4 separate regions of the Homo sapiens genome follow, and regions 2, 3 and 4 are each linked to region 1. A link is a loop called in an ENCODE intact Hi-C map of the cell type or tissue named here. Cell type or tissue: mammary epithelial cell. All regions are shown on one strand. Each heading gives the region's core, and the rest is flanking DNA. Links, peaks and the distances in the headings are about the cores only. Region 1 overlaps KLHL13 (kelch like family member 13). Region 2 holds the start of KLHL13 (kelch like family member 13). Region 3 has its middle 64 kb from the start of KLHL13. Region 4 has its middle 91 kb from the start of WDR44.

Region 1 (7,885 bases), core at 2,156-4,655:
GCCTCCTGAGTAGCTGGGATTACAGGCATGTGCCACCACGCCCGGCTAATTTTGTATTTGTAGTAGAGACGGGGTTTCTCCATGTTGGTCAGGCTGGTCTCGAACTCCCGACCTCAGATGATCCACCCACCTCGGCCTCCCAAAGTGCTGGGATTACAGGCGTGAGCCACCACGCCCGGCCTGCTGCATTTATTAAGTAATTTTTCTCCCTGTTTCTAATTTCAAAAGCAAATTTTGCTCTAAAATGGTTTCCCACCAACTCCCATCTTTCCATCAACCACGAATGCCAATATTAAGTTGGGGTTTTGTTTGCACTTGTACATAGAGTTTAGTTTAATTTCTTCCTATATATCCTAGCATCTTCCTCCCTCCCCCTCTTCCTTCTTTCCTTCTTCCCTTCCTTCCTTCCCATTTTTAGTGACAGGGTCTTGTTCTGTCACCCAGGCTGGAGTGCAGTAGTGTGATTATAGGTGACTGCAGCCTCGAACTCCTGGGCTCAAGTGATCCTCCCACCTTAGTCTTCTGAGTAGCTGAGACTACAGGTGCTTGCCACAATGCCCACTAATTTTTTTATTTTTTTAGAGATGGGGTCTCGCTATGTTGCCCAGGCTGGTCTTGAACTCCAGGTCTCAAGCAATCCTCCATCCTCGGTTTCCCAAAGTGCTGGGATTACAGGCATGAGCCACTACACCCAGAAGCCTATTCTAGCATTTTCTGAAATGGTACTGGTAATCAAACCAAACAGGTACCTGGTCTTGGCCTCAGTCTGTTTGTCCTCTGTTCCAGTCTCACTGGGCACATTCAGCTTCTTCCTTGAATTATTTATAGATTTGGCTTATCACCTTTAGGTTGGAAGTTTTTCCTAAGGCAAAAGTCACATCTCGTTCAACTTTCATAAACAGCAACTAGTGTCTAATATGTTCTCACTAAAAATTGGCCAGGCACAGTGGCTCACGCCTGTAATCCCAACACTTTGGGAAGCTGAAGTGGGAAGAGTTCAAGACTAGCCTGGACAACATAGTGAGACTTCATCTGTATAAAAAATAAAAAATAAAAATAGCAAGGAGTAGTGGTACATGCCTGTGAGGGACGCTGAGGTGGGAGGATCACTTGAGTCATAGAGTTCAAGGCTGCAATGAGCTATGATGGTGCCACTGCACTCCAGCCTGGGCAATAGAGCGAGACTCTGTCTCTAAAACAATAATAATTATAATAATAACATAATAAAAATTAAAGTTAGTTGGCTTGAACATAAAACAAAATGTCTCTTTGAAGCTGCCATTTTTCATTCATTTGTGAACTGCCTTCATGTGTCATATCAGTACCATCTTATTTTTTCTTTAAAACTTACATTTATCTTTAAAGGAAAACTTATTACTGCAAATAGGAAACTAATAATTTCTCATAAAAAGAAGACAATTGTAAAAATACATACTTAACTCCTGTAATAAGAAATGCTTATGCACAACCTAACATCATCCTATTCCCCATAAAATGTCACACATACCACACTACTGGGTAAGTCTTATTTTTTCCATACTGAGGTGAAATCCACATAAGATAAAAGTAGTGATTTTTTTTTAATTTTTTATTTTACTTTAAGTTCCAGGATACATGTGCAGAATGTGCAGGTTTGTTACATAAGTATACATGTGCCATGGTGGTTTGCTGCACCTATCAAGTAAACAATTCAGTGGCATTCAGTGCATTCAGAATGTTGCGCAACCACCCCCTTCTATCTTGTTGTGAAACATTTTAATCAACTCCAAAATAAAACCCATACCCATTAAGCAGTTGCTCCCCATTCTCTCCTCCCTGCCCCTAGCCCCTTGCATCTGCATTCTGTCACTATGGATTTATCTATTTTAGTATTTCACATAAATTGAATCATATAGTATCTAATCATTTGTGCTTGGCTCCTTTCACTAACATAATATTTTGGAGGCTCATCCACCATTTACTAGTATATTAGAAGTACTGATACTTCTAATATACTATATGGCTGAGTATTCCATTATATGTACATACCACAATTTATTTACCCATCCATCAGTTAATGGGCATTTGAGCTCTTTCCACCTTTGGGTATTGTGAATAGTCCCTCCCTGCACATGGGTGTACATTTGTTTGAGTACTAGTTTTTAATTTGGGGGGATATGCACCTAGGAGTTTCTGAATTTCTGGGTGAACATATGATAACTCTATGTTCAACTTTTTAAGGAACCTCTCAGGTGGACTTTGTATAGCACACTTTGTGTTTCAAAAAAGCACAGGATTGAAAGGTTTCACACCAGAATGTGTGTCTCTACACATCTGACATACAAGGAAAGAGGTTCATTCTCATCATACTTATGAAAATACAAATTTCAAATACTTTCATCAAATTTGTGTGATAGTTGTTTTCTTTGCAGTTGGTCCTTCTGTAACAGTAGCAGATGATTCAGACAGTTTGCTAAATTTGGTCTTCAAGTTTGTCTAAAGCTACATGACTAACTTCATCAAAATCATCCCCTAATAAGATTTCCCTCACAGTCTGCACCTTTACATTTTAAAAATTCAATTTTTATCCATTGATCCATACTGACCTCAACAACAAAACAAAAAAAGAGCATAGAACCGATTCCAATTTGCAATTATGTATGTTATAAATACTTTGTATATTTAAATACTACTATTTTCTGGTAGAGTGTTGCTGTATCTATGAAAAGAATGCAGCAATACATTCTTGGGCATGCCTGAACACTGCACCAGTAATTCACTTGGTCTGGGTGAGGTGTTTTTACCTGCATAGTCTTAACTTCAGTAGTATCTAAGAAATGACAAGTGTGATATACCAGGCTTTTTTTCCTAATCAGCGTTAAAATAAGTAACAAATATATTCAAATTGTGTTAGTCTGTCTATTTCTACGGGTACATATACCACCAGTAGCACGCACATAATACTTCAGAAAACACTGATCAAATCATAGCCTATTTAAAAAAAAAAAAAAAGCTACATGTGCTATGCTCACATATTATTTGCCAAAGAAACAGGACATTTCCATCTCATCTGCAAAAAGATAAAGTATGGATTCATCACAAAATATTCAAAACTAAAGAAGGGTTCCTAATAAATCTGAAGACTCATCCATCTTGACTTTCTAAGATAAAAAATTAAGTGTCTTTGGTGGGCATCTCATAGAATCCAAGCTATAAAGACAAATGCTTTCGGGAAGACTCATACTCACTTGCACTTTGCAACATCTTCCACTGGGAGATGCACTCATCCTGTGATTTGACAGGATACTTTGCATTCAAAGCGTAACCACCTCTAATTTAAATAGTATGCTACATTTTTTCATAAAGTATGCCATCTCCTAGAAGCCTACTGACACACTCTCTTATGGAAAAAAAAAAAGAGACTGAGTCATCAATTTTTAAACAAAACGTTTCCCTTTTTAAATATAGAGATTATCATATATTTACTCTAGTTCTCAGGTGAAAAGTGTTCAACCATCTTTTAAAATGTAGGTATCCATGAATGAATATGAAAATAGAAAATACCTGAAAAGCAACATAATGTTCTATCTTGTAGATTTTACTGCCACTGAGTTTTCACACATAACTGGAGGTAAGTTTCAATTAAAAATAAAACAAATGAACAAAAATCTGTCTTCAAGCAAAATATTTTGAAATCAGTCTAAGACATAAAATAATTTAAGAATATAAGGATGAATGTAAAGATTCAATATGAGAATATATGTAAAGTACGTATTGCAAGGCTCATTTGTGCCACAAACATTTAATAAATTGCAGGTAAGGTCCTTCAAGGTCAGATGATTCTCCTTGGAAATAATCCATGAATCCTCAGACCACAATTAAATTCTAATTTTCAGGGCTCCTGTTTCCTCATTTGTTCCCCTATTTTAGCACCCAGCACATTCAGTCTTGTCTAATAATTCTATGTATTGATGTATCTATTTTACTAGTTTGTAAGTACCCCTGAAGGCACCCACAAAGCTCTTAAAATAAAACATAATTGAACATTTGAAAACATAGAAGAGAAAACTATTTAATAAACACAAGTAATATCACCACTTTGTATGGTACTCTACTAATTACAAAGCACTTTCATGTCCTTGATTTCATTAATTTATGATCTTTTATATCGCTGCCTCACCAAGACAGAAATTGAGACGCAGGGAAGCCAAAAGCAATGCTGGGGTTGGAAACTAAGTGTATGAAGGCAAATAGATGGAGAAGGAGAGAAGAGTGAGAACTCACAGTTAAGGTGGTGGGACATGAAGATAGAGAAAGAGAGACAAATACATAGGTACACAGAAACCCCATGGGAAGAACAGCTAAACTTCATTGGATTTTGAGACATTTCCCTAAAAGATATTTGAATTTTTTCAACTACAGATACAACGATATCATCTCTGAAGAATTGGCTTGCCAGTGATACATGGTGGCTCAGAGAGATCTTTAATTGGTTGCAACTGTCTGGGTCTACTCAGGAGAGAGAAACCGCATAGTAATTTGAACAGGGAGAGTTGTACATAAGAAATTATTAACTATGACAGAGGGTTGGAATAACAGGAAATTGGAGTAATGAGAAATTGGCTAGTAATAAGTAAAGAGATTCTAAAAAAAAACACAAGAATCAAAGAATCACAGATATCAGGAGCAACTACCCCTAGGGCTGAGAAAGAGCACCAAAGAAAGTGACTTCTGCTCAAGGCTGAGATCCAGACATTATTGGAGAGGGCACAGCCACAGCACAATGAAGGGTAGAGAAGCTGCTGTGGTGCTCATTAGCTGGAATCTGTCAGAAACCCACCCTTTGTGACATGCTCAAAATACACCTTCTGGAAAGTGTCCTACCAGAAATACTCTGCTATAAAACTGTCTCTGGGGGCACCATGAGAAGCTACTGACCACTGGGTAAAGAAGCTGAGCACTGGTGAAGATGCTCAAAAAACAGCCTGCTGAGCAAGCACACAGGGAACCATGAAGCAAAACCATATAAATGCTATGTAAATTATACATATTATATATAACAACTATATAAATATATAAATTTTATATAAACAACTATATGAACATATAAATACTATACAAGTTTGTACCATATAATTATTCCTCAAAATTATGATTTGATATGTTAAAGTGGTCACCATTGTCAAAGTACTTCCTTCCTGATGTGCCTTTCCAGCACCCTCTACTGACAAAACTTCAGTGTCAGGTGGTAATGGAAGCAACCATTCAAAAGGTTCAAAACAAAAAAAAGATAAAAACAAAAGGTTCCTCAGGGATCTAGAACTAGAAATACCATTTGACCCAGCCATCCCATTATTGGGTATATACCCAAAGGATTATAAATCATGCTGCTATAAAGACGCATGCACACGTATGCTTATTGCGGCACTACTCACAATAGCAAAGACTTGGAACCAACCCAAATGTCCAACAATGAGAGACTGGATTAAGAAAATGTGGTACATATACACCATGGAATACTATGCAGCCATAAAAAAGGATGAGTTCATGTCCTTTGTAGGGACATGGATGAAGCTAGAAACCATCATTCTCAGCAAACTATCACAAGGACATAAAACCAAATACCGCATGTTCTCACTCATAGGTGGGAATTGAACAATGAGAACACATGGACACAGGAAGGGGAACATCACACACCAGGGCCTGCTGGGGGGTGGGGAGATGGGGGAGGGATAGCATTAGGATATATACCTAATGTAAATGACGAGTTAATGGGTGCAGCACACCAACATGGCACATGTATACATATGCAACAAACCTGCACATTGTGCACATGTACCCTAAAACTTAAAGTATAATTTAAAAAATCTATTAAAAATAAATAAATAAATAAATAAATAGAAAACAAAAGGTTCAGGTCCATTTTCACAGAGCAGGCAACACATGGTGAATCTGAAGCTGAGGGCCAATAAATAAATAACTGGCACATAGAACGGAGAAATACTGTTTTTAAGCAAGAGCCAAATTATAGCCCAGTTAGGTCAAATAATTGTTTTACCAAGTCTACTTTCTAGACAAATTTACTAGGACAAGAATTGTGCAGCTGTGTTGTTTTGATTCTATTAGTTCATACTACATAACTTCTTCTTTAAGATTATTATTTTATATGCTAATGTGATCTTCATTGTCAAAGTACTTCCATAGCTCCTAACTCATTTCATACTTGTGAGATGGGAACTGTTAACCCCATCTGATGGATAGAAACCTAAGCTACAAATGCCAAAGATTAATCAGTTAACCTAAGTGCACATAGGTATTTACTATTGCCCTTACCCAAAACAGACCAATCTCCTCACTAATCTATTTGGCCAAACAAATGCAGCCGGGAGGACTTGTCAAGCTAGAACCCATCCCTATCACAGAATCCTAATCCATCACTGGGAATTGTGGATGGATTCAGGCTGCAACCTTCTCTCCTGCCCCAGCGTCCTAAAATTGCTACAAGATAAACTTAATTTCAATCTACTTTGATTAAAAGTATATTTGGAGATTTTTACAACATCCAAAGATTATAACCAACAGCAATGTATTTCCTTGCAAACAAAATAGAGAGGAAAATTATTATTGGCTAGGGATGAGTGTAACAGTAATGTTATACTCACTTCAATAGCTTTCAAGAGCTGTTTCCCAAGTTTTGGATTTTGTGGACCAATGAAATTTCAAAAACATTTTGGGGTCCTACATAGGATACTCAACTTTATTTTACAAAGTAAGGACATTTTAAAAGGCAACCCCTTATCCACAATTTCAAAATTCAAACACTTGGAAATCAATTTTTTCTTGCCTGTAACTCATTTGGCAGCAAAATCTGAACTGATATGAACTCATCTGGCAGTCAAGCTTGACCTGAACTGACATGAGGCTATTCACAGGCTTTTTCTCTCACTTAGTATAAATATTCTTATATTTCACTGCAGTAACATTACTGTAACTGATTATGGGGTGTCACCTCAAACCCTGCTGGGGCTGTTATGTAATATAGGATATACAGACTGCTACCTTTCTAAAATCCAAAAAGAATGTAAGTTCTGAAACATATCTTGTCTCAAGGGTTTCATATAAAGATACAGATACAGTCCTTGATTAACATCGTAAATTTAATTTCATTAAATTAAGGACAAAAGAGCATTTGAACAAGCAAAAAGTGTAAAGAACAATCTCAGAATAAAGGATGGTCCTTTGTAATCAATAAAGTTAGCTTTCTGGTAGATAATCACTACACTGTTGTTTCTCATACATCACTGCAGACCTGTGACAATATCCATAACAAACCAGCTTCCATGAACTAACTGGCATCTGGGAACCACTGCCATTAGAAAACTTTCTACTCAGATGGCTTCAAACTCAAAAGATGACCTTTGGAAACTTTTCGTAGTCTGGGGCAGGACTATCGTAATAGGACCCCAACGAGTTAAGATATTCTATGGCTCCTGCAGGCCATGGATAGATGATATTTAAGCAGCAAAAGAGCCAATGTGATATCCATCCAACAACAAAATTTTTCATTGTTTTCTCCTTGAACTGCTTAAAGTGAACAAATCAGAAAGTACCTACAACTCTAATCCAAATCTAACTGAAAAGATTCTACGATTTTTAAAGAACTAATGCAATTGAATGAACATGAGTATACAAGGCTAAATCCTGATTGTCAGAACACTGGACAAGATGGAAGAAAAAGCCACCAGTAGGGTCAGGTATGGTGGCTCACACCTGTAATCCCAGCATTTTGGGAGGCTGAGGCAGGTGGATTGCTGGAGCTCTGGAGTTCGAGACCAGCCTCAGCAACATGATGAAACCGTGTCTCTACCAAAAATACGAAAAATTAGCTGGGCATGGTGGCACATGC
Region 2 (7,885 bases), core at 5,372-7,871, 120 kb after region 1:
CTATAGGCGTGTGCCTCCATGCCCAGCTAATTTTTAAATTTTTTTTTGTTCTTATAGAGACAGGGTCTCGCTTTGTTGCCCAGGATGGTCTTGAACTCCTGGGCTCAAGCAATGCTCCCGCCTAGGCGTCCCAAAGTGTTGGGATAACAGGAGTGAGCCACTGCGTCAGGCCTAATAACCTCTATTCTGAAAATATCATTCCCTAGGCAGGTCCTTCATAGTCACTCTTAGCCATTACCCACCAACATTAAAAACTCTGTAAGAACTCAACACATGTTTAGATTTAGACCATTAGACCAAGGGTAACCAACATGTACCCTTGAAATTGCGCAACAGAGAAAAACATTTATGTCCATTAACTTTCCCACAGGTCATCATGGGAATTTACGGCTATGAAAATGTTTGGGTGTTTGACTAAAAGAACAGATTCGGGCAGTACAGCACCACCTCAGTGCTTTCCAAAGGGTCATCTCAGGGTTACCACAGCTGCCCTTGCAAGCAGAGACTTTCTCTGAAATATTGGGGTTTGCCTCAGATTTTCTATGAATATTGCGTTCTAAGGCAGAATGTATCTGAATTTGTTTAAAGATTTTTAAATAGCTACCAGTTAATGTTCTCCTAAATCTCTGTGTAAAACAGATGCTTCAAGAAAATACAAGCTGCTTTATTTTGTGGCTCCTGGGAGCACCACCTTGTCACCACCCTGCTCAATCAGTACATGTGCTCCACTTTGAAGGACCCAAAGTAATGGAAAGAGCACTAGACAGAGATTCTATTTGTTTAGACTAGCACAATGCTTGGAATATAATAGGCACTTAATAAGTATTTGTTGAATGAATTGGCAGAATAGTTTCAAGGACTAGTTTTCAACTGCAAGAAAACTGCAGAAAAAATCCTTTGAGACATGTAATTACTGGCAACCCCACAAAACCGAAGGAAAAAAAAACAGGCCAGGTACAGTGGCTCATGCCTGTAATCCCAATACTTTGGGAGGCCACAGCATGAGGATCACTTGAGGCCAGGGGTTCAACACCAGCCTGGGCAACATAGTGAGACCTCATCTCTACCAAAAACAAAAGAAAATACACCAATTGTGTATTGGTAAAGAACAAGAAAATCCATGTTGTTTTAGTTTAGTTAGAAAGGAAAAGGCTGTCAAGATGTTATATAAAGATAATACTGAGGGGGGTTGTGTTAGGATAATTAAAACCCAATTCATATCATGGACGCTAAGAAGAGTTTTCAATTAACTCTTGGGTTTTCCTTTGCATGTTTTTAATCTTAATGATGTCAAGTTTACAGAGGAAAATAAAGAATTGTAACGCACACTCATGTCCCCATGTAACCATGCAGGGCGCTGGGGCTAAGGAAGGTCAGGAATCATGTCTCATTTGTTTTCTACCTTTCTCTTTTCTACTTTTCTATTTCTTTTTCTTTTTTTTTTTTTTTTTTTTGAAACTGAGTCTCGCTCTGTCACCAGGCTGGAGTGCAGTGGCACGATCTTGGCTCACTGAAACCTCCAACTCCCTGTCTCAAGCGATTCTCCTGCCTCAGCCTCCCAAGTAGCTGGGATTACAGGCACATGTCACCACGCCCAGCTCATTTTTGTATTTTTAGTAGAGACAGGGTTTCACCATGTTGGTCAGGATGGTCTCGATCTCCTAACCTTATCATCCGCCCGCCTCGGCCTCCTTAAGTGCTGGTATTACAGGCGTGAGCCACCATGCCCGGCCTTCTCTTGCTCTTAATACAGATTTCTATACACATTAGCAGTTCAATAAATGTTCAACAACTGCAAAAAAATAAGTGTCTAATCACATTAAATAAGTTCTTAACTGAATTTCTTACCCCCACCCCCACAAAAGACTCTCTTGTGCTAAAGAAGCATAGGTTGGTTTAAATAACAACAGAAAAACAAAAACTAAACTGCTCTGAATGGTACCAGATGAGAGTACTAACAGACGAGTCTTGGCTCATTTCAATTACATGACCCTGCCATATCTATTTTCCTATGACATGAGAACCACACAGCCAGTCCTCTATTTACAGTTATTGCATGAGTAAATCAGTATATATTTACATGGTAACTATTATGAGCAAGCTATTGGGAAAGATAAAGTAGTTTATTTACCTCCCTAATCTCCACCACCCACAGCAACAACATACTATGTGCAAGGCCCTGATTTAAGCAGTTTACTGCAAGGTGTACAATCTCATCGAAAAATCTTGGTGCCAGATGTGTTTCTGAATTTAGAAATGTCCAGACCTTTAGACAGGAAATATACTTTATATACCATATGTTATGTAATACACCATTAGGGTCTATGGTGCAACCCCATAAACATATTAGTAATTCTATAGCAAAACAAAATAAAGATCAACATTAAGTAGAATAAAGACTATAAATACCCTATGTCAGTTTAAGTCAGGTTTTGCCACCACATGAGTTTTGGCATCTAAGTTACCAAATAAAATCTTTTTCAGTTTTCAGAGCTTTAGAAATTTAAAAATTGCAAACAAATTGTGGGCCTAGGCCGGGGGAGGTGGTTCATGCCTGCAATCCCAGCACTTTGGGAGCCCGAGGTGGGTGGATCACCTGAGGTCAAGAGTTTGAAACCAGCCTCGCCAACATGGTGAAACCCTGTCTCCACTAAAAATAAAAAGTTAGGCCGGGAGCAGTGGCTCACGCCTGTAATCCCAACACTTTGGGAGGCCGAGGCAGGTGGATCACGAGGTCAGAAGATCGAGACCATCCTGGCTAACATGGTGAAACCCTGTCTCTACTAAAAATACAAAAAACTAGCCTGGCGTGGTGGCACGCACCTGTAGTCCCAGCTACTCGGGAGGCTGAGGTAGGAGAACCGCTTGAACCCAGGAGGCGGAGGTTGCAGTGAGCCGGGATCATGCCACTGCACTCCAGCCTGAACGATAGAGTGAGAGAGCGAGACTCCGTCTAAAAAAAAGAAAAAGAAAAAGAGAAAAGAAAAAGTGGGCCTAGCTAATTCATGTAATCTTTGCAAGTACCATAAGAGGCAAGTTCTATTACCCCTTTTTTACATATGAGATAACTGAGGTACAGGGAGGTTTACTGACTCACCCAGTGTCTCACAACTATTAAGTCTCCTAGCTGGAATTGAAACCTAGGTGGCCTAGCTCCAGAGCTTGAGCTCTTAACAAGTATGCTCTACAACCTCTCTCAGAAACCACTTCGGAACACCAAACACGTGAAAAGTAAAACAGTATTAAATGATCTAACATCAAAAAATTAATAGGAGAAACATCACAAGACAGTATTTATTCATTATTCAATAACTATTTATAAAGTGCATACCATGTGCTGGGTGCTCAGAATACAACAATGAGCAAACCGGATGAGGTCTAGGTCGCCTTCATGAAGCCAGAGGCAAGTGGGGAGATGGCCAGGCATCAAATAAGCATAATTATGACACAACAGGGCAAGTGTGTGACTGCTGTTCACCTTCAGAGGGGGAGATCTAGTTCAATGGGGAATAGTGTAATAGGACCTGGAATTTGAAATGACAAAAAAGAAAGGCATGGCATCCATTTGACAAGCACCCACTGTGCACGTACTCTATGCCAGGAATAATGCTAAGCACAAAAGTTCCAAACTGGGGAAAATCAGTTTAAACCAATAGAGATTTGTGAAAGGGAATAATAAGGACATATGGGAAAGTAGGCTGGGATCAAATCAAGTTGACCCTGCAGGCACTGATGAAGGTTATTTTGCAGGTTATTCCCCCACAATATTAGGATTTACTCCTATGGAATGTCAATAATCATCTGCATTCCTATTTGGGACCAACTAGACCTCAAAGCTGGATTGCTTTCAAGGAAGGGCTTAGGGCAATAAATTCATTTAAGCCTCAGGAAACACAGTAACCCTAATCTCTCAAGGAATAAAGGTATGGCCATTTGAAAATGTTGGAGAGGCAACAGGTAAAAGAAAATGATAAGCCCTTCTTAAAATTCCAAAGGCCCTTTCTAAAACCTAGGTTATTCCTTTATACAAAATAAAATTTCCAACCTTCCAAAGGAAACATATTTCCATGAGAAAATAAGATATCATTCTTTGAAAAATAAATTCTTAAGTTGAACAATGATCTGATTTTTAATAAAGTTGGTGACAACTTACCTTGTAGCACAAGTCACAATGTGACAGTGGAAAGTAAACTGCCTTTTAACATACTCACCTCAGGGTTCCCATTCCCCCATCCCCTTACCTAAACAGAGTAGAGGAACCGAATTACATGATTATTTAGCATACTGATCATAGAGTTTTTTTTATTCTCAGGTATTAATATAAATGACTGAATGAGTAGACATTCTATTTATCCTCTGCAAAACATTTTTTTTTAAATTTCCCTGGATAATTTTTTTAAGCCAATGACCTTCCCCAGGAAAGACTCTTCAGTGGCTTCCTATTGTTCTGAGAATCAAACCCAAATTCTTTCTCAGGACCTCCAAGTCCTATTTATCGGTTATTGAGCTGCTTCTAGGCTCTGTAACATCTTCTTTAATCCGCCATGCTGGCTTGCTTTCTGCTCTTCAAAAACGCCAAGTCTCTTTTTCCCCCCTCAAGGCCTTGGCTCTTACTCTTCTCTCTGCAAGAATGTTATCTCGGGAATGTTCTCCCAGATCCTGACAAGGTAGGCCTATTCTCTCTTCTCTTTCAGGTCTCTGCTCAATCATCTTCTCTGAAAGGCCTTTTCTGACTTCCCACACTAAAGTAGGCCCTTCCTAGCTATCTGTATCATATTCCCCTACTTATTTTCATTGCTCTTACTACAGTCTATAAGGATCTTCTTCATTTGTTTGCTCGTTTATTGTCTGTATTCTCTGGTAGAATATAAGCACTGTGATACTCCACAAGAGCAAAGATCATGCCTTATAAGGTTTATCATTGTGCCTAACACAGGGCCTTGGCACACAAGTACCCAGTAGATTTTGTAAAATGAATTAGTAAATGAATGAATGATACATAAAAACCTGATTGTTATGAATATCAGTAACTTGAGAAAGCCATTTTTATAATTTTGAGATATTTTCTCTAGGGCTATTCATTTCTCTACAGTCTTTCCACATTTTCTGAAATAATTCCTGGAAATTTGTTGTATTATTTCATAGCAATAAAAATACATCGGTTTCAATCAGTGGATTTAAGAAAAAAATATTTTCAAGAGGTTTTAGTGGTTTATCAAACATCAATAAAAATCAAACAATTTGAAAATTGGTCAGTCTCATTTCACTACTGCAAGTCAAATTACATGAAGAAGCATAATTTGAAATGTACATAAAATGAGAAAGAAGATAATCCAATAAGTAAGTGCAGTTACATTTAGTAATATCAGAAATATCCAGTCTGCTAACCTCTAGGTGTACCAGATGGACTATCAAACACATATTGAGTCATATTGAAGATTCAGAGCAAAATGCTTATGGCTAACTCATCCACCTTTATTCTTTTCCTGGCAAATATAAATAGTCTTACTATGCAATCACATTAGCAGCAATCTTAGCTTAGATTTTGTATCAATAATAAGCATGAAAAGAAAAAAGTAAGAAAATAGTATAAACTCTTTTCCTTGAAAAAGTTGTAAGTTTTTATGTATTTTGAGAATAGTTTGCTAAGAAAATTACAGACTTAGAAAGTGGGCCTATTAGAATAAGTACCCTTTCCCTACTACATTCCATTTTTTAATAAACCTCAAGTAAACTCAGGAATTTACCAAATCAATTGGGAAACTACAAATCATCTGCAAGTTATCTAACTAAATTGATAAGCAATAGGCCTTACTTTTCTTGTGAAAACTACTTTCTTCAGAACATCAACTGAGCCTTATATAATCACACTACACTTTTTGAAGTGTGCTTATAAAAATGGCAGATTGAAAACCTTGGGCTTTTTAATAATTGAAGCTCTTATTTATCTGTTTTTTAAATACATCATTTGATGTTGCAGCAGAAACTACTCTCATCTCACTGCCATAAGACGTGCTACCAGGACAGTGAAATTTAGCCATTATCTTCATTCACAACCTGGTTTCTTCTGAGATTGCTGCCAATTAGTGCACACTGTGTCAATGGCAACACTTGGTCATACATCAGGCAAACAACTCTTTTACCGTTAAGTATGAGGATATTAATAAGAACTTGCAGTTAAGGGAGCTAATATTTTTAGATGTAAAATGATGTCATAAATGCTGAATTATTTCATTTTTCTCAGTTTTTAAATTTGAACACTAGATACAGTCTATTTCCAAAAACACAGCTGCGTATGTCAGCATGTGCTTGTTCACTGGTATTTGCCTCCACTTTGTGCTTCTCCATTCAGCTTTCTTCACACACTAATTGCAGTATGAAAGTGAGCAAATGAACCTCAGTATGGGAGCTAACACCACAACTACATGGGGAGAAAGCGATATCGCTAAGAGTGAGTAGTCTTTTTTGTAACTACGTGGTTTTAAAATATGCTGCTTTTAGAGGGTTTATACAAACATGAAATCTACTGTTAAGAAACTGTGGCTTCAAAAAAAAGAAAGCAGGTGCCCTCCAGAGACAGTTTTAAATCCCAGCGTCTCTTAGTCTCCATTCAATGTGCTTAGTTACCAGCCTATGCTAACTTGAGCGACTTTATCCCAAACCACTAAAGTCCTCTGACTACATTAAAACGATTAACATCCTAGTTTACAATTAGAGAAATGGAGCCAGGCATCACAATTCCCACCAATCCTCTCTCTCAGGCCTGCTCAGCAGCCAGGGAAGAATCAGATTTAGGACCATGTACGAAGATTGCGTACCAACATATATACATACATTTTAAGTGGCTATTGTTCTTGGACTAAGTTAATGAAACCTAGAAAGAAACTTTAAAGTTCCCTAGTTGATATTTACTAAGGCTATTTAGTGAAGGAATGATCTCATCACTTTCAGTAAACTGTAGCCTAGACTATAAGCCTCCAAGAAAATCATTAGTCAACTGTAATTAAACAAACAAACAAACAAAAAAGTCAAAATATTCAGAGCTGAAGACATTCAGAGCTAAGTTAAAAGCTTCGAGGAAGAAGAGGAGTGTGCTCCTGACTTGGGAGCCAGCAGAGGAGCCTCCTAAGTTAGAAGATTCTGAAGGAGAGATGGATTAGGAGGCACAAAGCAGAAACTGTTAGAGGGCAAGAGACAGTAGGGCCGGGGCGGGCAGCGGGACCCCAGACCGTCAGGGCAGCAACAGCGAGGCCCAGAGGAGAAGATCTTGGAGAGATGACAAAGAAGCACAGGAAAGCCGGGTTCTGGGGTCCTAGAAGAACCCAGGCGTCCGACGGAGCCAGAGGGACCGGCAGAAAGGGATGCGAAGGTGTAAGGATGAGGGCGCGCACCAGCACGCGGGAGAAAAAGAGGGGGCGGCGGGCAAAATGAAGCTGTTTCCCTGCTCCTCTGCTCCTCTGCCCCTGGTACAGATCGCAACTCCTCGCCGCGCACCGCGCAGCGCCGGGTCCGAAGGCAGGGAAGCGGCTGCTGGAGCCCCTGTGACTTCAGGACCCTGCCTCACCTTGCTCGCCGCGTCCTGGCGTCCCGCCGCTTGTCCGCCGGGTGCTGCGCTCCGAGGGCCAAAGAGGGAGTCGCGCGGCGCAGCCGGGGCTCCCTCCTGCTGCGAGGCACCAGCACCCGCACCTTCGCACCCTCTGCTCGCCCCGACCACTTCACCCTGTCCTGGCGCAGGCGGAGAGCACGGACCCTAACCCGAATGCCGCTGCAGTTATTTTCAAAAGTCCCCGTTCCAGGCTTCCCAGGAATAGGAGCTGAGCTACTGCGGCCGCAGCGGCAGAGCCTCCGCCTGACCTCACCAGGGTGTGGGGGGGCTGCTGAGGGA
Region 3 (7,885 bases), core at 3,140-5,639, 180 kb after region 1:
GATTGCCTAGCTTTGGGCATTTAGCTAAAAAGGCCAAAATTCCAGGAAGATATTGGGGATGTTTTATCTTCATTGTCTGGCTTCTAGGGAGGAGAATGTGTTGTCTTAAAATTTCTATTCAGAATTTTAATTAAATTGTGGCCTGTGGCAAAATAGAAAGACATTAAAATCAAATACTAGTGTCTTTTTGCTTATTTTATGGGCTCTCATCTCTGACTAGTTCTTGCTGAAATAATTAAATGTCTTTTCAGCAAATGGACTGTTCAGGCTATTTAGTTTAATGTTTCTTATAACCTGGCAAGTATGTGCTTTATAATTCAGTAATTTCTGTTCTTCTCCCACCCCCATTGCCACATATACACTTTTCTCCTCTCTCCCCACACAGCCTGGCTAGAAGGTTTCTGTCCATCAGAATGGCATGAATGCGCCTGAAGGCCAAAGCCTCCTCACACAGACTGGTGGAGATTGCTGGAGGCTAAGCACATTGCATTTGACATTAATGGGTCAGAGGTGCTTCTAGATTGAAATTGGTGAAGGTGGGGAGAATTCACAGTGTAGTTAATGAGGCCTCTTGGTCTGAGACTGACGCCTGAAATCTCATCTTTACTGATCCATTGTATTGCATGAAGGGAAAACTGCTCTTAAAAGTATATAAAATCTAGGTCGGGCATGTGGCTCACACCTGTAATCCCAGCACTTTGGGAGACTGAAGTGGGTGGATCACTGGAGGTCAGGAGTTCAAGACCAGGCTGGCCAACGTGGTGAAACCCCGTCTCTACTAAAAATACAAAAATTAGCCAGGTGTGGTGGCGGGTGCCTATAATCCCAGCTACTTGGGAGGCTGAGACAGGAGAATCGCTTGAACCCAGGAGGCAGAGGTTGCAGTGAGCTGAGATCACGCCACTGCACTCCAGCCAGGGTGACAGAGCAAGACTCGGTCTCAAAAATAAAAAAAAAAATTTTAAAAATTTTTATATACATATATATTCCACATGGGAAAGGGGGCAGTAGAATTTACCTGGAGGGAGTAGGAGAGATGCTGTTCTTCTGTCTAGTACAACACCATTATACACGCTTTGGTGATAAAGTCAAAGCCTGAGGCACAGTCTGAAATGGGGAGATTTAGTCAAAGGGGTCTAACTGCCTGCATAACAAAGTAGAAAGGAGAACTTTCTCGGGATAAAGAGATTGTTCTTGTGCAAAATTATTTTTGCTTCCCCTGAACAGAGCCCCAGAAATAGGAGCTGGAAAGAGAGTGCAAGAAGAGAGGATGAAGATGGTAAAAAATTAACTGTGTAATTCTAATAGCTAACTTCCAGTGCATGTTTACTATGTTCTTCCAGGCATGGGGCTAAGTGCCTTTCCACATTACTTCATTCAATCTTCCTAACAGTCTTATGAAATAGTGACCATTAGTCTCTTCATTTTGCAGATCTGTAAGTTGTAGTTCAGTGACATTATATGACTTACTGAAGATCTCACAGATACTAAGTAACAGAGTGGGCAGTCATACTTGTCTCCCCCTCTAACTTCTCCAAATGAAAGGGGGAAATAGTGTGAACATTCAAAATCTGGGCCTACAAGCTCTTAGGTTCACTTCACCTGAATAATAACATTGATAACAATGTTCGCAATAGGCTGACAGGTATTGGGTGCTCATTATGTGCTAAACACTGTGCTAAGCATTGTACACAAGTCAGTTCATTTACTCCTCATAACAACACTGTGGGGAAAATATTTTAATTCACTCTATTTTACAAATGAAAAAAAAATGAAGTCTTCAAGGTTAAGCAACTTGCCCTAGCTAGGAAATGGAAAAGCTGTGGAGTAAGAGCAGCCCCCCACAACATGGTGGGATACTAGGGCCTAACAAGAGAGCGAGCTACCAGTAGGACATTCTTTATAGAGACAGAAGACAGCCAAGGGTCCCCTAGAGAAACTGCGCCTTCAAGCCTAAAACAGCCTGAAGGCTGAAAAACTGGACTGCTGGACTGGGATGAAGCCCACCCTTTCCTAACTGATTCTTTCTGAATAAGGCCACCACCTGCGCACTGGGAGCATAGGGTGGCGCCTCGGGAAGTTCTCACCCCTTGCAGGTGGGAGGAGCCTGGCCTTTCCTGTTCCTGTGTAGTGACCTGGGATTCAATCTGTGAGGCAGGAAACCTGCTAGCAGGACTCTCTCTCGCTTCGCTAAGAGCTATTTTTTATTTTTCTTTTTGCCTAATAAATTCCATTTTCCTCACCCTTCTATGTGTCGGTGAGCCTAATCTTTCTTGGTCATGTGACAAGAGCCCAGTTTTAGCTGAACTAAGGAGAAAGTACTGCAACAATTCTTTATAATAGGATGTGGCCAGGAATCTTCTGGAACCCTGATATTTTATATCAAATTTTACATTGCTCCTACTCTATACTGTGATTTATCCTGAAAAAGTAAAGCTTGTAACATTTATACCCTATGCAGTGGAGACATAATAGAGAATTAAATATTTCAGTGTTGGGATAAGGACTGCTAAAAACAGAGAAAAGAAAAAAAGAAATATTTGGTGAATGAATGAATGAATGAGTTCTATTTATCATCAGTAGTTTTCCATTTTTAAATTCTGCTGCCCTGTAAGCTCCATCTCTATGATGAGTTGAATCCTTTTACATGAGTTTTGAATGCACCAAAGTTTTGAATAATGAAAGGTAATGAATAAGGGAAAGGACGTATTTGTGCTTAGATAAATAAGACGTGGAAAAATCTAAAAGGAAATAGCTCTCCCAGGGCTCTCATTGTCTTGGTAAGGGGAAATCTGCTGTGAGAGCCAGGCATCCAAGGAGAGAAGAAAAGTAAAGAATGCCAAGAGGAAGGGTGGAAGTGAGCTAAAAGGGAACCAACACTTACTGAGTGCCAATACCAGGCCCTTTTATATACTATAACTCGTGTAATTCTCACAGGTAATTCTCACAGCAATCCCAATATCTCTATTTTATGAATAACAAAATTTAGAATCAAAAATTAAATAACTTGCCCAAAGACTCACATATAGAAAGAGATGGAGCTGGGGTTTCATCTCTGATCTGACTTTGAGTTTGAACTCTGTCTAGAACACTCACTGCCTCTTCAAGTAGAGAGTTGAAAGCTGAAGGGCATTTAAATTAAGTGAAGAAAAGAAAACATTTCAGGCTTAGAAAGACAAAATATATGGCAAAGAACTTGTGGAAAAGTTCAAACCAAAAAACAAAAAAAGACCTTAGGAAGCTGAAAGGCAGGCTTTGACTAAGATAACCTTTAGGAAAGCAGTAAAGCCTGGAACTCTAAATTCTCTGTTATCAGTATTTCCTCACTCGGTAATTGTAGCAACTCAGCTGGAGCAAAAGAGTAACAGCTGTGGCCAAAAAGGCAGACCAGAGCAAGCAATGCAAGATGGTGGCGGGTAAAGACAGCAGTGTCCCCAAGCCTACCGCTCAGAGACCTTTCCCTAGCCTTTGAATGGCAGAAGGGATGGCAGGGCTTACTGTCAGCCCACAGCATCTACCCCTCACCTCTCTTGACTTTATTCCTGATAATCCGGCCCTGCACATACAGCTATCAACAATTAGTTTTTTTGGAGCCTCACAGTTTTCGGTCTTCTTTTCAGGATTACACCAGGTCATGCAAGTCGTATCTGGCCCTTGGAAATAAACACTGTTCCCTACATCTAAAATACCCACTTCACTTGTGTTTTTCCAGTTCCTCCAAGGAGTATATGTCAAGACCATATTAAACATGGAAAGATGGTATCAGGAGAAATGCCCGTATGAAAGAAAATCAGGAGGGAGCTATGATGAAAGTCTGACCCTGAATGAGGGAGAGGAAGAGGAGGTTGGGTGGAAGCATCCTAGACTATTGTGTAGACTAAAGAAGCTTCTGCAAATTCTTGAGCCAAATTTGCCCAACAAAGGTGTCCACATGTCGCCCAGGAATGAGTCTGTCTTACTCTCTCCACAGTACTCAGTTATGGGAGGCGACAGCCCATGGGAAGTGCCAGAACACAGCAGCTGAGGCCCTCTGTCAATTACACTTTCTATTTTAGGAGGTCTTCCAGGCACATTCTAATGGCCCCATTAGAATCTTCTCTATCACTTCTTCTTCCACAAATCTAAGCTCAAGGATCACTTTATAAGAGACACCTTTCCTGACCCCAACCCTCCACCCCAATCAAAGTAAACTTTCCTTCAGAGAAGTCATCTCAGTTTATATTTATATATTCATTAGTGTGATTATTAGATTAATGGCCATTTCCCTTGCTAAGTTTTAAACTCCGCGAGTGCAGGGACCATGACTGTCTTTTTCACTGCTTTGTCCTCAGTGCCAACCACAGTGACTAATAGGTACTCAATGAATGTATGTTGAATGAATGGATGTGCATAAATAAATGTCAATGAACAGATATGGGTTAAATAACCAATTATGCTCCTCAACCTAATGGAAACTATATAAAACCCAGGGCTAGGATGAGGCAGACATAGCTTTAAGAGTTGGCAGTGAATATGTAGGTAGGTTCAGGATAAAATGGCGACCAAGGATTCTCAAGCTGACATGAGCAAATACAAGCTGAGGCTGGCACTTGCTAGGCCGAACTGACTGGGATTCATGCCAGGGAAATTACGGTTAAAAAAAAAAGAAAGAAAGAAAGAAAGAATGACTAAGAAATAAGGCCATGCCAACAAAGTCTGTGGATCTTGGCCTTATTTTTAGCTCAGGTCTTCCCTGGTAGCCCCTCCTAGTCTTAAAGGGACCACATCCTCTGATGAGGAGAGACTGGGTTGGGTGATGGGGTGGTAGTCATTGCTTAACACCCGTCTATTGACAGCCCTACCATCCTCCAAGAGCTACTTGAAATTTCACCTTTCTGAGACTCAGCTTTCTCTTCTCAAAAAGGGACAAAATTTAACCTCATAGAATTCTTAGATTAGGATTAGAGAGAATAATATGATATTATTTCTAATAATATGTCATGGGATCCAACATACTTCCCTGCAAACTCTTCATATGTTTGTGCCAAAAATAAAAGAAAGAACAAAAATTAAAACAAAACAAAATCTTCCCAGTGATTCTCCTGATGAAAACATGGCTTTGGACACGAATATACACAAAATCTTCACACATTTCAAGACATTTTGGAAATACCTTGTTAAAATGGACAATCCCTGATTTAGTGTACTCTGAGTATTGGCCTGTAGGTCAGAAGATGTAGAAAATCATAGAATTCTAGGATCTCTGAGCTGAGAGAGTCTTTTAAGATTAGTCCAGTTTGCAGTAGTGAGCTTCAAGGATGCCAGAGAAAATCACTCATTGTCAAGATCCCATGTATCTGTACATCTTCACAGATTGGGACTTTGAAAGACCGTTGCTAAAATTCATCCTCTTCTCCATAGCTGGAGCAAAATGTGAATTTAGTCCGCAGCCAAGTGTAATGAGGATAAAGCTAATTTCAGCCTGGGACTAGGGTATAAATTCATGCATATTTCTTAGAAAAGTCATGCTGCATCATTAGGGTAATTATTCAGCCAACACTGTTGCAAATCACATAAACAGTTAATCTGTTCCAATTTCTGATTGTAATTAAGTGATTATGTGGTCCTTAAAGTCCAGAGTCTTGTTCTATTCTTGTCTCTTTTACTGACTCACCGAGTGAGGGGACTAACTCATTTAACCTTTCTGTGTCTCATCATCTGTAAAATCTGGGCTACAAATACTTAAACTGTGTACAAAGCCATTTATACTTCAACAGTTCATTCAGAGCATAACACATCACCTCCTAAGTTAAAACAATAATGCTTTTGTTAAAACACATTAACTCCAAGATGGACTTCTATTGAATTTGTCAATTATTTCTTGGAGCCTACCACAGTGAGAACACAAGTCAGAATAAAATGCAGTTCCCGTCCTAAAATGGTGAGTCCCGAACACCAGTCCACAGACTTCAACTGGTCTGTGACAATGTTTTCACAAGTCCATGGCAAAATTTAAAGACAAACAAGAAGATAATGAAGGGAATGTTTCATGACTTTAAATTTACATTCAGTTTTAAAGACTTTCCTTTATTACAAGTCTATTATGAGTATTTCCTTTCCATTTTTTTTTCTTGGCAATGAAATGTTCTTTATTTTTTTGTGGCAGTTGTCTCTTTTTAACATCCTCACTTAGCATAACAAAAAAATTGGCAACTGCTGGTCGGTCTATTTTTTTTCTTTGAATTTTGTTGGTCTGTTAACTCAAGATGTATGTGAACCGCTAAATCACTTACCACCTACTTAAGGAATATGATTAATCCAGTTTATAGTTTAATCTAGAAAATTGCTTACATTTGTTACTTAGAAGTTCTGTTCTGGGAATTGTTTGTATTTATAATTATGAGCTCCAGAAAAAGAAAACAGATTTTAAGCTCAAGATATTGCTTGAAAAACAAAACAACACCAAAAGGAACAAAGCCAATAACAACCAAATGGTGTCAGTCACGTTAAAAGACCCTCAATAAATATTTGTTGAATATGTAAATAAATTATCAACTGAAACAAATATAGATTCAAATAATATCTAGCCAGCAGCTACTAAAAAAACAAGCCTGGGCCGGATGCAGTGGCTCACGCCTGTAATCCCAGCACTTTGGGAGGCCAAGGCGGGCAGATCACTTGAGGTCAGGAATTCGAGACCAGCCTGGCCAATGTGGTGAAACCCCCTCTCTACAGGAATACAAACATTAGCAAGGCATGGTAGCAGGCACCTGTAGTCCCAGCTACTCAGAGACTGAGGCAGGAAAATCGCTTGAACCTGGGAGGAGAAGGTTGCAGTGAGCTGAGATTGGGCCACTGCACAAGAAAGGAAGGAAGGAAAGAAGGAAGGAAGGAAGGGAGGGAGGGAGGGATAGAGAAAAGAAAAAGCCTGATGGGCAAAAGCAGAATTTTCACTCTTTGATCAGAATAACGTGGAAAATGGCTTCTTTTCAACTAGAGATAACTACTGAGTATTATACCCTCAGCCTAGGAAAGGCCTGTAGCTCATTTTTCTCTCTTGACAACAGGAAATGAAAGCAGTCAGAGAAAACTGAAAACATTTAGAAAATTATTTAGACTCATAGAAATTAGGGACAGAGACCAGAAATCCCCCAACTCATTCCCTTCAATTTAGATAAGGAAATAGGCTCAGAGAAACTTGTCCAGGTTACCTATGCTTTGGGGTTTGGACCATAAGAACAAAACCAAGATACTGCTGTCATCTAGTGGCAGTATACCCTAATTGCAGGGAAAATTATCTAGGCATTGTTTTAAAGATTTATCGAGTATTCAAACTACAAACTTAAAAGTTTTTAAATACTTCCAAAGGTCAGAGGAAACAGAGACATAAAGGTAGGAAACATTCAAATTAGAATTCATGGAGGAGGGAATGTACTCTGAGGGTAGTGAGTTGCAGAAGAGCAAAGGTCCAGAGACAAAATGAGTATAAAGTATTTAAGGAATGTTGAGGGGCAGTAAATAATAATTGACTTGTGAAAATATCTACTATCTTCAGGATTTCTCCTTTGATAGAATTCATCAACACCAGATTAGCAAAGAGCTTTTACTAGTAACCAGCCACTAGAACATGGAAATAGTCTTGCTCAACTGAAGCTCACATTAAAAATTATACTCATGTTACACAAAGATACACTGAGTAAATACAAAATAGCATATGTGCAAGGCCATTGGAGGCAGTGTTATTTGCAGTAGCAAGGGACTAGAAACAAATGTCCACTAATAAAGAACTAGTTGACAACAAATAGCAGATGTTGGCAAGGATGCGGAGAAAAGGGAAAGTTTATACACTGTAGTGGGAATGTAAATTAATACAACCTCTATGGAAAATAGTATGGAGATTTCTCAA
Region 4 (7,885 bases), core at 2,248-4,747, 260 kb after region 1:
GCTTTGCTTTGGATTTTTTTAAAAATGTACTGACCTAAACAATATCTTAATGAGGCAGGTCAGTATTTACAGTCTTTCGAACCCCATTTAACCTTTCTGTGCCTCATCTGCTAAGCATCTTGGCCAAGATCACATACCAAATCAGTGACATAGTCATCATGAGGCCTCAAGCGCCTAGTTCCCAGTTTCATATTTTAAAGAAGCCAAGTGACAGAAGAAAGGGAAAAACTGGGTCAGAGAAACAAAGTTGGCCTGAAAAATCTGTGTTTCAAAATAAAGCCAATTACATAAAGGCATGACATTTCCCATCTAAACAGAAAAATTAGTCGAGGCCCCAACATCTTTCTTTTCCAGTTGATAGATACAGGCACTTTTCAATGGCAAGAAAGCAAAATGATGACTCTAGCATCATTGTCAATTATTTTATCTAATGAAGCTCCATTGCTTGTAAAATTTGAGTAGAGTTATGGAAACAAACAAGCTGAGCAATTGGCTAAAACAACAGAGCTATAAAGATCCAACTAAGTAAAAAAGGTGTGTATGCTGAACAAAACATGCCTAACACCAAAGACAGGGTTTAAAAATATTAGTTGGTAGAATCTGTGCTTTAGATTCCTGATCATCTAAATTCTTTGTCACCGTTTTCTTCTCTTGTCTCCTTCAGGAATATTTTTAGATTCCTAAATTTGTACTCCAGCTTTGATAGCTGCCTCTAATCCTATCAATCATGGTGCCTCCTTTATAATTATTTTTTTAACCTTGGCTTTCTGGCCCAGATATCAATTCTGCTGGCTCCTTTGACTTTTGTCTCCACTTGCTCACTCTCTCTCTCTCCCCCTCACTGACAAACACACACACACACACACCAAGGAAGGGGAAACTCAGGCAGGTTTCCAGTGCTTTGCACCTGCGGAATGTGAAAGAGGCCCAATTGGCCGGGCGCGGTGGCTGCTCACGCCTGTAATCCTAGCACTTTGGGAGGCCGAGACGGGCGGATCACGAGGTCAGGAGATCGAGACCATCCTGGCTAACACGGTGAAACCCCGTCTCTACTAAAAATACAAAAAAATTAGCTGGGCGTGTTGGCGGGCGCCTGTAGTCCCAGCTACTTGGGAGGCTGAGGCAGGAGAATGGCGTGAACCTGGGAGGCGGAGCTTGCAGTGAGCCGAGATCGCGCCACTGCACTACAGCCTCAGCGACGGAGCGAGACTCTGCCTCAAAAAAAAAAAAAAAAAGAAAAAGAAAAAGGCCCAATTTTTCTTACTCCTGGGACTAAAGCACTGTGAGGAAACATTGCAGTGATGGAACCAAGCAGCTTTACTCTAGGCAAAACTGATGACAACCAAGCAAAGTTGCTAGTACAACTATGAACGTGCCCACTTACCTGTGCTTCTCTCTAAACATACACACCAATGCCCCCCATCCAAATTCTATTTTTTTTCTTTTTTTTAAACTGTCCCTTCCTCTGGAGACCCACCCAAAATCTAGAAGATGACAGCAAACTTCCCAGTTTTCTTCTACAAGTATAGCCATTCACAGACACCAGAACTCACAACTGGCCTTGGTTGGGGGAGAGGGGAGAACTGAGCAGATGAATATACCCAGGTCCTCCCTAACCGAAGTGATTCCTCTACATCAACCACCAACCAGAGAACCCCTCTGGAGTACTATGCAGCATTCTTGGCTGTTATATGTCATGAATATAACATTATTGCATGCCAGAATATGGAGAATGCAGGAATGCTACTGATAAACCCATAACCCTGCAATGTCACCTGTTGATAATTTCCCAGTACTGCAGGAAAAGGGAGGGGCCTACCTCTGACCCACCAAGACTCTGCCTGCCACTCCACAGTCCAGACCCAGCCCAACAACCCCAGACCAGAAACTTGAGTGCTGGCCTCCAACCCGCAATTCAGGGGCTATGGACCAGAAGCAGAGTCCACCTCAAGCACACCACGGAACTTGTCAGGACTTTCACCCAGGCAACTCTGGGAATGCTTAGCCTTGCTCTACCTGAGGGGGTAGATTCCTTTCTTTCTAAGCAATTGTTCAAGATTACCTAGTGCCACTGTTCTCATTGTTCTCCAATCAATTATTTATGCTTGCTCTCATCACCTAGAATCTGGACTCTTGGCTCCATAACCCAATTTCAATACCCATATGTGTCCCCTCCTTCAGTTTTGGTGACACTTTGGGTTCCCCTCGAAGATCAGAGGTTTGGATCTCACCCAGATTTCAGCTGTGCTTATTTTGTTTGTTCTTCCAAAATTGAAGTCCAGTTACTTTATTTTGATTATGTGAGTACTCTATCCTCCGTGAAAAAATTTAAAAAATACAGAGCACCCAATACAGAATGGAATAAAGATGAAAAAATTATCCATGATTCCACCATCCTGATGATGCTTTCTTCTGCCTCAGCTAAGAATTTCCTAATAAGACCTTGAGTAACTCCACCCATTCATGTTGTGCCACCTCTTGCAATTAGATTTGGCTCAGTAGGCACAGAATGAGAGGATCCAGAACTTTGGTCCTGAAAAAGGTGAGAATATTTGGAATTCTCCCTCTCATTGTGTGCTGGCCACAAGGTGTATAAGTGGGTCCATCATCCCCATCACCATTTAAGTCCCATAGCCATGTAGATACCTGGAACAGACATTGGGGAAATGTAAGTAAATAACTTCAGGCATCTGACCTGGACCTCCCCAATCCTCCACACAGAACAAGCACACTCAGACATCAATTTGAGACCCTTAAGAAATTTTGGGGCTGGGCATGGTGGCTCACACTTGTAATCCCAGCACTTTGGAATGCTGAGGTGTGAAGATCATTTGAGTCCAGGAGTTTGAAGTCAACTTGGGCAACATAACAAGATCCCATCTCTACAAAAAATACAAAATTTAGCAGGGTGTAGTGGCACCCCTGTAGTCCCAGCTACTCAGGAGGCTGAGGTGGGAGGATAACTTGAGCCCAGGAGTTCAAGGCTGCAGTGAGCTGTGATCGCACCACTGCACTCCAGCCTGGGCAGCAGAGAGAGACCCTGTTTCAAAAAGAGAGAGAGAGAAAGAGAGAGAGAGAGAAAAGTTTGGGGAAATTGAGATGTGTCTGCTTGTGTGTGTGTGTGTGTGTGTATGTGTGTGTCTGTATACATACATTCAAACATATTAGATATTCATATGTAATATGGTTTATTACTCAACTCATTTTAGCTTGTGTGATTTTTTTAAAAGAATTTCTCATAATTTTTGTTTGAATCAAATCTTCAAATAAATGTTTTGATTTTTCTAGAGGCAATTATTTCTCTATTACAAGATATTTAAAGTTTAAACTTTTACAGTTTCATTCTTTTTTTTAAAAAAAAAAGGACGATTTTTGTGTACCAAGACAGCCATCAATTTTAAACTGCTTTCATTACTCTCCCTCCACCTGCACATCTTAAAAAGTTGAAACTGCTTGTGATTCTAGAGTAAGGAATGAGCTCCACCCGGTGGTGAGATTTTGAAGTGCACCAAAGAAAATACCACTAAGTACACTCTCTGAACCCAATTTTCTGTCTTCCCTTTTTGTCTCTCACTCCACCCACAAGATTTTTAGAATCATCATCCTAGAAACTCATAGAGAAGAGGGGTTAAAAATGTAGATCACATCCTTCAACAAACTGTAAATCCTCTTCCACAATATGCTTAAAATGCCAAAATGGACAAAACTAAGAATTTATGCAGGAGGTTGCAAAATTTTTGTGTGCAAAATCAGACCTTGGCAATGATCTTGAGCAGTAGGATATATATAACTACCACAAGCTTGGTGTTCCCATAATGAAACACTAGGCATAAATGGGTTAAGCAAAACCTTTCATTTGGTTCCTACACTCGATATTGGATAAGAAGCTACATTTAATCCAGTAAAACAACTGGAGCCTTTTTAACTTGATACAAAACATAATAATAGCTAACAATAACTGAGTACTTATGTAACAGGCTGCTCTATGTGATGTGATGTGTGTATAAATTTAATACACAACCCTATAGGGTAGGTAATATTATCAGAACCAGTTTGCAGATGAAAAAACTGGGGCCTAGAGAAAATAAATTGCTCGAGGCCACAAAGTGGTAGAGCCAGACTTGAAGTCAGCTAGCCCAGGCTCTAAACCACCATGCCATACTGCTTCTCTGTAACTCAAATTGGACATAATCTCTCTCAGAATAAACAACTTGAGGCTAGGATCTTGTCCACATTCTTTCTCAAAAATAGCCAAAGGCAAGACAAGACCCCTGGTTCTATTTTTATTCATCTTATGGTCATCACAGATTTGTAACTCTAGCTTACCGCCCTTGTTCTTTCCCTACTGTGACAATGATTCTGTTTGGGAGTTTCAGTAAAAAGTCTTGTAGCTGAGAGCCTGGGTTTTATGTCTCTTCACCATTTATCTTGTGCCTTCTCCCCCAACTCCCACCCTATCTCAGCCCCAGCCTCCTCAAACATCATTCATTTAAAACCATGTTGAAAATGACACATTCTTTAAAATCCACCAATATTAATACAATCAAAATCAGAATTTTTCCTAAAACATTTGTGTGTACACACACACACACACACACACACACACACACAGGCAAGCACTAATTCTCATAGAAAACCTTAAATAGTATTTTACAGTACTTTCAACATTGCTACCAAAGCCATATTCCATTAAGGCACAAAAGCCTTTTCTCATTCATTCATCCAACAAAAATTTATTGAGCTTTTACTTCTCCTAAGCTGTGGAGATACAACAATGAAGAAGCCAAATATGGTCCCTGCCCTGATGGAACTTATAGTTCTGAATATTATTCAATATACATAAGAAAGAAGGAGATGACTCTGACCTAAAGATGCCTTCTAGATTTTTTTTAATGCACTACCTTCAAATTAGAGCTACCAATATGCATACCCTCCAGCTAGGTGACAAAAAAAGGAAATTTACAATCTTTGTAACTCCACTGGCAGAAAATAAAACCCATGAATATTCCAATAGGAGGAAAACAGGATTGTATTCTATATTCAAAAATTACCAGGTGACAATTTTCTCAGACTGCCAAAAATGGAAATTAGAGAGGCATAGGGCTGCCCTGGAAGCCACCTTGCCATGGCATCTTGCCTTTTGAATTTGGAATTCCTTGCTAAACTAGAGGCAATCTGGAAGTAGCTCAGCATGATCCAAATGAGAACCTTGGGTAAATTCCTCCTTGTCTTTTTGTGCCTGTGATCCTTGGGCACCACCCAGATTGCAAACTCTGGCTGACATCAACCATCCAACAATTTTTCTTGATGCCACTCCTCTTTACTGCCCTTCTCTACCCAATTTCATGCTGCTCCTCTCTCTCCCAACATTTCCACTACACCATCTGAATCTTGTTCCATTGTAAACAAAGTCCACTTCTAAGTCTTCTACTTCTTCCCTCCATCTCATCCCATCTCACTCCATGCTCATTCCATCTCCTGTTGCTAACTGAAAGCTGGCTCTCTACCCTGCAACCCCATGTCCCACACAGCCATATCAAGGTTGGTCTTTCTTGCACAATGTGCATAGTGGGCAAGGATGAGGGTTAGGGAGAGTTGTGTTACCATTCTCCTTAGTCCCCCATTGCATTTTCTAAACAATGAAGAAGCCAAATATGTTTGCCAGGGAACATATTTGGCTTCTTCATTGTTGTGTCTCCAGAGGTTAGGAGTAGTAAAAGCTCAATAAATTTTTATTGGATGAATGAAGAGGTAGGCAAACATTTTCTTTTCTTTCCTTTTTTTTTTCTTTTCGAGACAGGGTTTTGCTCTGTCACCCAAAACAGGGTCTTGTTCTGTCACCCAGGCTGGAGTGCAGTGGCATGAGCCTAGCTCACTGCAGTCTCAAAGTCCTGGACTCAAGCAGTCTTCCCACCTCAACCTCCTGAGTAGCTAGGACTACAGACACACAACACCAACATGCCTGGCTAATTTCTTTTTTAGAGATGGAGTCTTGCTGTATTGCCCAGGCTGGTCTCATACTCCTAAGTTTAAGTGATCCTACCACCTTGGCCTCCAAAAGCACTGGGATTACAGGCAGGAGCTACTGCACTCAGCCAAATATTTTCTTAAAGTACCAGAGAGTAAGTATTTTAGACTCTGTGGAACATACCAGCTGTGTTGCAACTACCTGACTCTACGGTCATGGCTTAAAAGCAGCCATAAACTATACATAAACAAATAAGCATGGCTGTGTTCCAATAAAACCTTTATTTGTTTATATTTTTATTTTCAATTTTGTGGGTACATAGTAGGTGTATATATTTATGGGGTAGATGACATGTTTTGATCCAGGCATGCAATACATAATAATCCCAGCATGGAGAATGGGGTATCTATCCCCTCAAGCATTTATCCTTTGTGTTACTAACAATCCAATTACACTCTTTTTGTTATTTTTAAATGTCAATTAAGTTATTGACTATAGTCACCCTATTGTGCTATCAAACAGCAGGTCTTAGTCATTCTTTCTATTTTTTGTACCCACTAACCACCTGTATTAGTCCGTTTTCATCCTGCTAATAAAGACATACCCAAGACTGGGCAATTTACAAAACAAAGAGGTTTAATGGACTCACAATTCCATGTGGCTGAGGAGGCCTCACAATCATAGTGGAACATGAAAGGCACATCTCACAAGGCAGCAGACAAGAAAAGAGAGCTTGTGCAGGGAATAATATCGAGTTATATGTTAAATGAGATAACGTATGTAAAACAATTAACACAGTACCTGACACCCAGCGGGTGCTCAATAAATGACAGCTAGGAATAAGAGCTCAGATTAGCTGGTGACTATATTTCCTCCTTCACTAAGACCTTTAAGTGTTTCTTAGCCTGGATTCCCCAGAAAGCAGAGCAATGGCTATGTGTTACTGTTTGGATGAACCATAAAAAATGCTGAAGTTCAACCATTTTGAATAGGGAAACCATATAGTTCAGCTTAATACGTTATTAGAGAGTGCAATCCCAGGGAAGCAGAAGGGAGGAAAAAGGGAAAGATGAAGGAATGAGAGTCAATATAAAGGTACGTTGGTAATCAAGCTTAAGCCCCTGGGACCATTTTCAGACAGATAGTATAAACATGACTTGAATCTCAGATCAGTGGACAAGCAAGATGGAAAGAGAACTAAATGTCCAGTTCCAATCTTTTTTTTTTTTTTTTCAGACAGTCTCACTGTCATTTACCCAGGCTGGAGTGCAGTGGTGTGATCAGGGCTCACTACAACCTTGAACTCTTGGGGATCAAGCAATCCTCATGCCTCAGCCTCCCAAGTAGGTGAGACTACAGGCATGTACACCATGCCCAACTTTTACTTTTATTTCATTTTGTTAGTAGAGATGAGGGTCTTACATTTTTACCCAGGCTGGTCATGAACCTCTGGCTTCAAGGGATCCTCTCACCTCTGTGTTGGGATTACAGGCATGAGCCACCACACCTGGCCCCCATCTTTTATGAATCAAAGGTTTGCGCTAAAGGGAGGCAGTGTTAATTCCCCTGCATCTCTAGGCTGCACTCTGCAACAGCACCCCAGCCAAAGGCAGAGTGGGCATGCAATGCAGAGCTGACTGTGAACCCCCACATAAGTCAGTCAGAGCCCACTCAAAAGCAGAGGCTGAGACTGAAGCAATAGCCAAGGGCCCCTGAGACGATAATGCCACGAGGATCCTGAACTGGTGTGTAAGAAATGGTTGATACACAGAGTGAAAGTCCTTGACTTCCTTTTCACTCCTCAAACTGTCCTGTACCTGTAATCCACTCTTTCTTTCCATAGGAGGAAGGGACACCTCTCCTCCTGTTTAGGGCTAATGTCTACCCCTCTACCCACTCCCTACTTTTCCCACTCAC

What was found. Peaks named below come from ENCODE experiments on the same cell type or tissue, not always from the same donor. Only the 100,000 strongest peaks of a DNase experiment are listed, where the experiment ranks them.
Region 2: it touches region 1 in a loop (14-fold over the local background); 10 of 110 quality-filtered maps call a loop at or near these places.
Region 3: it touches region 1 in a loop (14-fold over the local background); 2 of 110 quality-filtered maps call a loop at or near these places.
Region 4: a loop joins it to region 1, with 25 times the contacts of the local background. A loop is called at or near these places in 13 of 110 quality-filtered maps.

The regions. Positions count from the first base shown.
Region 1 is chrX:117,993,855-118,001,739 of GRCh38, forward strand. All of the region lies in intron 2 of KLHL13 (kelch like family member 13), which reads right to left. Among named protein-coding and RNA genes, the nearest start is that of KLHL13, 120 kb to the right of the region's middle. In mammary epithelial cell, for the core only: a CTCF peak has its summit at 3,252; DNase peaks (open chromatin) are centred at 2,757 and 3,267; H3K27ac peaks cover 1,250 bases.
Region 2 is chrX:118,108,944-118,116,828 of GRCh38, forward strand. It overlaps KLHL13 (kelch like family member 13), which reads right to left and starts at 7,867. Exons shown (of 8, transcript NM_001168302.2): 1 at 7,565-7,867. In mammary epithelial cell, for the core only: no CTCF peak of the experiment used is centred there; no DNase peak of the experiment used is centred there; H3K4me3 peaks cover 1,514 bases; H3K27ac peaks cover 1,208 bases.
Region 3 is chrX:118,176,564-118,184,448 of GRCh38, forward strand. No RefSeq gene overlaps it. Among named protein-coding and RNA genes, the nearest start is that of KLHL13, 64 kb to the left of the region's middle. In mammary epithelial cell, for the core only: no CTCF peak of the experiment used is centred there; a DNase peak (open chromatin) is centred at 4,628.
Region 4 is chrX:118,251,321-118,259,205 of GRCh38, forward strand. No RefSeq gene overlaps it. Among named protein-coding and RNA genes, the nearest start is that of WDR44, 91 kb to the right of the region's middle. In mammary epithelial cell, for the core only: a CTCF peak has its summit at 3,487 (motif pointing left); no DNase peak of the experiment used is centred there.